Regions from separate parts of the Mus musculus genome. Here region 2 is linked to region 1. Evidence: chromatin loops called from intact Hi-C (ENCODE). Cell type or tissue: heart. All regions are shown on one strand.

Evidence for each region. A loop is a pair of places that touch in the nucleus more often than their neighbours do. Peaks named below come from ENCODE experiments on the same cell type or tissue, not always from the same donor. Only the 100,000 strongest peaks of a DNase experiment are listed, where the experiment ranks them.
Region 2: a loop joins it to region 1, with 2.6 times the contacts of the local background. A loop is called at or near these places in 6 of 42 quality-filtered maps.

Annotation. Positions count from the first base shown.
Region 1 is chr4:47,592,752-47,596,751 of GRCm38, reverse strand. It overlaps Gm42284 (a long non-coding RNA gene), which reads left to right. Exons shown (of 3, transcript XR_881261.2): 3 at 1,345-1,626. Among named protein-coding and RNA genes, the nearest start is that of Gm32487, 8.2 kb to the left of the region's middle. In heart, no CTCF peak of the experiment used is centred here; DNase peaks (open chromatin) are centred at 2,331 and 3,411; H3K27ac peaks cover 382 bases.
Region 2 is chr4:47,668,225-47,672,224 of GRCm38, reverse strand. No RefSeq gene overlaps it. Among named protein-coding and RNA genes, the nearest start is that of Gm32544, 31 kb to the right of the region's middle. In heart, no CTCF peak of the experiment used is centred here; a DNase peak (open chromatin) is centred at 1,604; H3K27me3 peaks cover 1,059 bases.

The sequences.
Region 1 (4,000 bases):
TCCCACAACAATGTTCCAATCCACGATGCAATAGTTCAGGGTCGGGAAGCCCCAAGACTACAGAGTGTTTCCCAGAATCCCTGGCCTTTCCTTTCCCTCTAGAGAAGAGCAAGGGGACACTAAGGGACATTTGGGATGTCAGGTCCTACAGTCCAAGGTTCCCCTTCCTGGTATCCCGACTAGCTCTTCCTGATTTCCTATCAGTTCACTTATGAAAAGCCTGAGTCCATTGTCTGTCCTCAAATTGCTGATAAAAATGTTAAACATAAAGCTTTGAGGAGCAAAGGTCACAGCATCCTATACCTGGGGACCACTGTCATCCCTTACTGCATTTGTATTCCCTTTTCAAAGGACAACGTGTCTGAGTTGTTCTGGGGTCTAAGAATTACTCAGTTGTAACAGTCTTAGTGCCAGGCTCTAAGTACTCGCCACAGAGGTTGTTGGGTATATTGTCTATCCTAGAGTCTGAAGAAAAGACTCTGCTGGGTTCCTGGGTTCATATCTGGGCACTGAGGTTCATATCTAAGAGCAGGCTCCCTGACTTCCCTCTGCTTGGAGGCAGGACATTCACATAACCTGTTGACCGCAGGGAACCTCCAGCTCCCTGAGAGCGAGCCTGTTGGTCAGAGAGCTTCTCGCAGCCAGCATGGCAGAGACAGCTGCTCGGCTCGTGTTCTCCGACCAGGAGGTGTTCCCAACCCTGTGATCTGGCCCTTCTTCCAAAGTGGCAGATGGGGCACAGGTGCCTGTCATGAAGCCACCCCCCTCCACCCCACACACACTGGGTATATCTGACCACTCATCACCCGACAGAGGACACACAGTCAGCTGAGCGGTGGGCACCTTCCAAGTGGAAGCCCCCAAAACTGCTGACTGCCGGGCTGCTGCCTTCAGCACAGACAAACGGTGCCAGGTCACGCTCTGCAGAAAACCTCGGAGTCAACCCTGGCTGTCCCAATGGCTTGTTTAAGGCTAATTTGTCTATGGTTTAAAATGTATAACACAACAGTCTTTGACCTCAATGACTCGTTGTGATCTAATTTGCTGGATCCCCAAAGTCATTCCGGAATAAGACCCTTCTTCTCACCCCCTTCATCTCCCAAAGCCTGTTAATTACCCTAGGCGATGAAATGTCTGGCAAGTAATAAAATCCCATTTGGTATTAGGTCTACCTGCGCCATGTCAGAGCAGACCCCAGAAATTTCTATCAAAGTTCCCAGCCCATCACAGGGTCCCAGGATATTGCCTTTCTATAGCTCTTGATCCTACCAACATAGCCCAGAAACCCTCTCCTACTGCTGCAGTTACATCCCGAGCCAGTAATATTGCTCTTTTTTCCTTCAGGGTCCAGCCACATCGAAAAGATCACAGCTGCAGAGAGCACCCCACCTCTGGCTATAGAGTGAAATGAAAACGAGGAGTGAAGCAAGAATAGATGGAAGGCAAGAATGATGGTGAACACCTCCAATCCCAGCACTTAGGAAGGATAAGCAGGCAGATCTCTGAGTTCAAGGCCAGCCAGGTCTCCATAGTAAGTTCCAGGCCAGCAAGGACTCAATAGTGAAAACATGCCTTTTTTTTTTTTTTTAATGCAGACAAGAGAAAGTAATTAAAAGGGCCAGAAAGAGATGATAATGGCTATGGTGATGATTACACCGTTGAGAAAAGGAGGGGTAACCCCTGACTATATGTTATAAATGTAGTCAGGGGTAGGAGGGATCTATCGTTCCCCTTGTCACCATGACCAACGGCCTGACAGGAAGCACTGAAAGGGAGGAAGAACTTATTTGGGTTCATGGCTTTAGGGGATATGGTCCATGATGGTAGGGAAGGCAGGGACGGGGAGGAGACAGTAACTTGACCATATGTACAGGAAGCAGAGCGGGGTTGAGGTCAGAGGTAGAACAAGGTTATAACTCTTAAGGCCCACCCTCCAGTGAATCTCTTCTTCCAGCTAGGCCCTACATGCTAAAGGTTCCCCAACCCCCCCCCCCAAATAAGGAGCTACCAGGCAGGGACCCAGTACTCAAACACATCATTCCACCTTCGAACCTTGTGACCTTAAATGACGGCCTCATATACTCGTATCGGTGCCAAGACTCTGGTCCCATAACATAACAACTCTTTTTTGGGATGCAGTACAAGAGTTCCCATCTCACATAACCTGAAGCGTTTGCACTCTGCGAAGTGTTTTCTGGAAACATCACAGTCCTCCTGCTCTGTGCTGATCATCACCTCTGGCTCCTAAGCGTGCTTCTCACGTGCTTCCTTGGCAGGCCGGCAGGAGGTTAAGGACTGCTTGATCCAGGGTGGAGGCTCAGCATGGAGCTAGGAACCACTAGAGCAGTGAGATGACCACAGTGTCAAGTGGCTACTCTGTGTGATGGGGATTCTAAAAATACACCCCCTGTCCTGCCACTCCTGGGGCACCAGTCCTGCCTGCCCATGTGCCAGGCAGACAGCAGCCTGCTCCCTCCTAACTCTCCCCGATGCCCCTACAGTCCAGGTCATCCTCTATTCTCAGCACTGGCTGTTGTATTAGCCACCTGCCTTCTCTTTCTTCTCCATGTGGCCGATCAGGCGGTTACTGGAAAACACAGTGACCTGTTAAGAGGCCACCACATAAGACAATAAGCAAAGCCCATTCTATTCAAGCAGCTATTCATTCACTCAGTTTAACATACATTAAGACAGCAGGGCAGAGTGCCTTTACTGGGTCAGGGCTGTAGTAAATGCCACACGTTAGGCAACAGAGAAGTTTTGCTCTAGGACTCCATACAACACTCAAGCACAGCCCAGTGCAGACTGGAATGATAGAGGTCAGGAGACTGGTGACATCTTACGAGATGAGGAGGCAAAGGACATGCAGAGTCCATAGGTCGGGAAATACTTTCATTGCCCATCACAGAAGTGATTCTCATGTGAAATGCACTGCATTGGACAATATTACGAGTTGTATTCTTTGATCCATGCCTCTTAAATGGCAGTCCTATTGTAGTTTTAGATGAAATATATTTTGCTTATGCTCTATAGAGCTATATACACACCCATGACTCAATAACAGGTGAGAAATGCTATGCTAACATTTTATCAGGGCTTATATATTTCTGATGTGTGGGATAGTGGTAAAGATTAAACTGACTGCTTTATCCTTTTTCGGGTTTCCCAATTATTCTACACTGAATACATCCTGCTTACATAACGAGATTAGATATGCTAAATGTTATTTTTAAACATTTTAAAAAGTGCGAGCCCTTGAGATGAAACAGTGGGCAAGCACGAGGCAGGTGGCTGTCTTCCCGGGGCAAAGCCCGCTCACAAGCTTTTGTCCTCTTCCACAGCAAGGACACTAGCTCAGGAGTACTGTCCCTGTCTGTGGGATTTCGGAGAGGCTAAATAAAGCTCTTGGCTCTGTGGGGGCTGAGGTAAGTGGAGCCTCTGGGGGAGCCCTCAGGGCTTTCCTGTCCTTGCTGAGGGGCATGCCAAGCCCCTCCTCACAGCCTGAGAATACACCTGACTCAGGCTCCAGCCATGCTAACCTGGGACTGCTCAGGATCCCCCGAGCTTGCCAACCTGGACCTAGGGTCAAAAGAGGTGGGGTCATTTCAGAATCCTCTCCCACAGCCCATCAGCAAGAAGGAATAGCTGGCATGTGAACTTGAAGATATAAAGAAGTCAAAGGGAACCTGGCGTTGGGAATTTAAAACTAAAAAAGAAAATGAAACCCTGAAAGCCCTACGGATGGGAGAAAATGGAACAAGGAGAGAGACTCTGGCCCTTGTTTTTCTCTCTTGGAACAGGGCTACTGTGGGATAAGCAAGTGAAGACGCTTATATTTATTGTACATTGATGTTGGGAGAGGTAGACAGTGGTCCCTAGCTCCCTACTCGGCTACTAGTGGACCCTGCCTTAGACATCCCAGTCTAATCATAACAGACTCAGGCGCAGATTTGTCTGCGTGCCCAAAGCCTGATTTCTGCGCTGGCAAAGCCAGCAATGT
Region 2 (4,000 bases), 75 kb before region 1:
TTTTTGTATCAATGTTCATATGGGAAGTAGGTGAGATATTCTCTTTCTTTGTTGATTCTTCATGTGGTTTAAGTATTAGGGTGGCTGTGACCTTATAGAATGAGTTTGGCAATGTTCCTTCTGTTTTTATTTTGTGGAATAGTTTGAGGAGTATTGGTATCAGTTTTGAAGAACCAATTCTGGTAGAAATCTGTGATAAAACCATCTGGCCCTGGGATTGGGGGGGGGTTGGGAGACTTTTAATAGCTGATTTTATTTTGTTAGTGGTTATAGATCTGTTTAGTTTGTTTACCTGATCTTTATTTAGCTTTGGTAAGTGGGATCTATCAAGAAAACCATCCATTACATTTAGATTGTCCAATTTTGTGGACTACAGTCTTTTGAAGTAAGACTTAATGGTTCTATAAAAATATTCTTAATAAAAATAAGAAAAAAGAAAATATTTAACTTAGTTTTTAGGTATTTTGTTACCCAAAAGGAACTGGGGTCTGGTGGGAATCAAAGTTAACTTAGGAAGTGAGAGCCTGTGCCCATGTTTCCTTGGCAGAACTGAAAGTGACTAAGAGATCCTGTCAGTGTGATTCAACTCAAGTATTTTGTAAAGCCCTAGGAATGGTAATGGTGGGAGGAGCGCTCCCAGAAATAGAAGTCTCATCAATCATGGTGCAACTTATGAAGGACACAGTCAGTGAGCAAACCTGCTCTCCTAATATCTGTTTCTGCTGAGGTCAAGACGTGCCGGCAGATAAGAACAGAATTTTCTCAGGATGAGCTCAGGGTATGGCAACCTCCGACAGATGAGAAACTGACTCCTATGAAGGAGATAAGGCAGGGTAGTGTTTACGACAAAAACAAAACAAGAAGCTTGGGACTCACATGTAATGTCTTCTCTGCTACAATTGGTCCAGAGAGACACTTGAATGTCAAAGTAATCCTCCCATTCAGGTGGCCTTGGGACTTTGTACCAAAAGTCAAGGTAGGACTGTTGAGCATACAGTGTATGCTCAAGTACTCTATAGATCCCTGTTCTCTGCCAAGGCTATGGCTGGGATCCCAACAGAGGGCTCTGGAACAATGACAGAGCAAGGCATCCCCTGAGTACCAGAGGGCCACTCTGTTCTACTAGATGGGAGTACAGGGTACTTTGAATGAGAAATACCCACCTTTGGGCTTCCATACTTACACATTTGGTCTCCTGTTGGCAGTTTTATTTGAGGAGGTTATGGAACCTTTAGAAGATGCAGCCTTGCTGAAGGAGGTTCATCAGTGCAGATGAGCTTTGAGAGTTTATAGCCTTGCCTCATTTCCAGTTCACTCCCTCTGTGGTGAAGCTGCGATCTCTCAGCTTCTTGTTCTAGCCAATCATCTGCTGCCATAGCTCCCTCACCCTCGTGGACCCTTCCTCTGGAACTGTAAAGCAAACTAAGTTGCTTTTGGTAATGGAGTTATATCACAGCAACCAAGAAGTAACTAATACAGAGAAGCCGCTATTCGGAATGTAAGGACAGTTATGCAGACAGCTGATCTGAGCTGGGGCAGCTGACATGACATCAGCTCTGGCAGGGGAGGTGCTGACAGCAGTGGTTGGGGCATGGAATTGTGTTGACAGAAGTTGAATCAGCAGACACCAGAGCAGCAGGCAGGAGCTTGCACAAATTGTTCCAGATACATTTCTCTCCTTGTGAACTTGCAACATGCACAATGTCTAGCTAGTACCAGAGTTGGGGTGGGGAGTGAAGTACTTTGTTATCCACCACCCAGAGAAGCAACTAGAGGTTGGATCTATTGCTTGCTATGCGCAAACAGCCTTTCTGACACCAGGCATCATACTGATGAACACTAAGTAGCTGCAGGCTTTCTGGTGTGAATAACCACTTGTGTGGCCCCCAACACATTTCTTCAAATGTAAGACACGGTTGATTATAATATACACAGTTATCTCACCTATAGTTGAAAAAGAAAATGCTAACTGTGTTATCCTAATGGTTAAAAGATTCCCCCTGATATAAAAGCATGAAAAAATGTGCTTGTTTGAACTGGTAAGTTATAGCATCATGTTCTGGGTTCAGCATTTAATACAGGGCTGTACACAATAAAATTCAAGCCTAATTTCAGGATGTATATGGTCCACTGGAAAGACAGATGCTAGAAATGAAATCTCTGAGGTAATGCAGGGTCTTCAGGCAGCACCGAATTCTTCTCTGAGGAGGGGATTTTAAAGCTGAGCTGACAGCAGAGCAAAAGCTAGCTAGGTGAGTGTGAAGGCAGAACTTTGTAGGTGAAGGGATGGATGTATGGAAAGGTTCTAAGATGAGGATGTCCTGTCATGATCAAGGGTGGGAGTGACCAGAGTCGGGCAAGGTAGGATCAGGAAGGACAGCAGCCTGGGTTAAGGAATTCGACTTATCCGAGTACATTCTCGCAGGAGAGAAAGCAGATTCATCATGTGCTTTATGAATTACTTTATGCCCAGTGCTGACATGAGAGGAACCTCAGAACAGCTGCAGGAGGAGCTGCCAGAAGATATTTGAGACAATTCAAAGGCGAGAGGATAATGGGGTGTCATGGGGTGCTGGCAGGAGGGCTGGAAAGAAATAAGGACCAGGTGACAGACTACAGTGGTGCTCAGGACAGCCACAGGCCCCATGCTCCAGGGTTTATCCTGGCAGAAGGGAATCAAGCAGTACAAATGAAAAGGAAATTTTTGTTCTGAGATGGTCTCACTAGGTTAGCTCTGGCTGGCCCGGGACACACTGTATAGGCCAGGTTGACCTTGAACTCACAGAGTTCTTCCTTCTTCTCCCTCTAGAGTGTTGGGAAGAAAGACTATACCACCACAGTAAGACTAACCACATTTATTAAGGTTTTGTTTTTATTACATTTATTTTTACATGAGTGGTGAGTGTGTGTGTGTGTGTGTGCACTGGCATATGTGCACATGCATGAGTACCATATATGTCTGCAGAAGCCAGAAGAGAGCAAGAGCTCTGAAGCAAGAGCCACAGCCACAGGTAACTGTGAGTTGCCCTCCATTGGTACTGAGAAGAAGGTATCATTATGACCTCTCAAATATAAACTGAACAGCTGTCAAAGCTTTTATTCAACTCATTAACTAATGAAAGAGCCAGGAAGGTGTTAAAGTCACCCCAAAGAGCCTTTGAGAGGCTAATCTTTGAAGGAAATGTTGGGATAAGTGGGCTTGTCTAGATATAAAGCCCATCCAATAGGGCTATAGCTTAACCAACCAGGGGGATTATTCCATCAGGGAAAAAGTAATCTACAGGTTGGTCTGTCTGCAATACAGAATAATAACCCAGTTAAAAAAATTTAAGCCCCAATCCAGACTGTAACAATGCTGATTCATCTCATCTATGTAATTGTAAGCTTTGAATCAGTTTCTAAGAATCTCCAGTTATTTTTGTTTTATTCCCCCGAAAACTCAACTTCATGTTAACATCTCTTTTGGAATCTTTTGCAATGAAGATGTCTTTACAACACTCGAGTCCTTAAAATATTTCAATGGTTGCAGTGGGCATTCCAGTGACTTCAAGTGAAATAACTGGAGCAAAGGGCTGTAAATGAGATGGGATGAACAAGCCTGGGAGAAGTGTGATAAGCAACTCAAGTGACCCAGGAGTACTGGGGCATTCTGGGCTGCAGAGCTGGCCACACAGTAGGTTACTGTTTGTACCAAAGCTCCATTTGAACCTGCCACCAAAAGTCACTTGGCGCGTTTCCTCCTCCATGTCAACGGATAATAGAAGTAATCGTTCCCAGATGTTAATGTTGGTTTGAGACTTTGCTCACGGTCTATGGGAAGTTGAGTGTTGTCTCCTCCCCTACGGTGTCTGTGGCTTCTGGATGGTGTGCGATCCAGCTCTGATTTCTTCCTCTATTGAGATGTATTCTCACACACATCTCGCCTCCACCTCCTTTCACTTACTACCCAGTGCAGACTTTTCTAAAGTAGGGTGAGTGAGGGACATGTTCAAACCCCAAC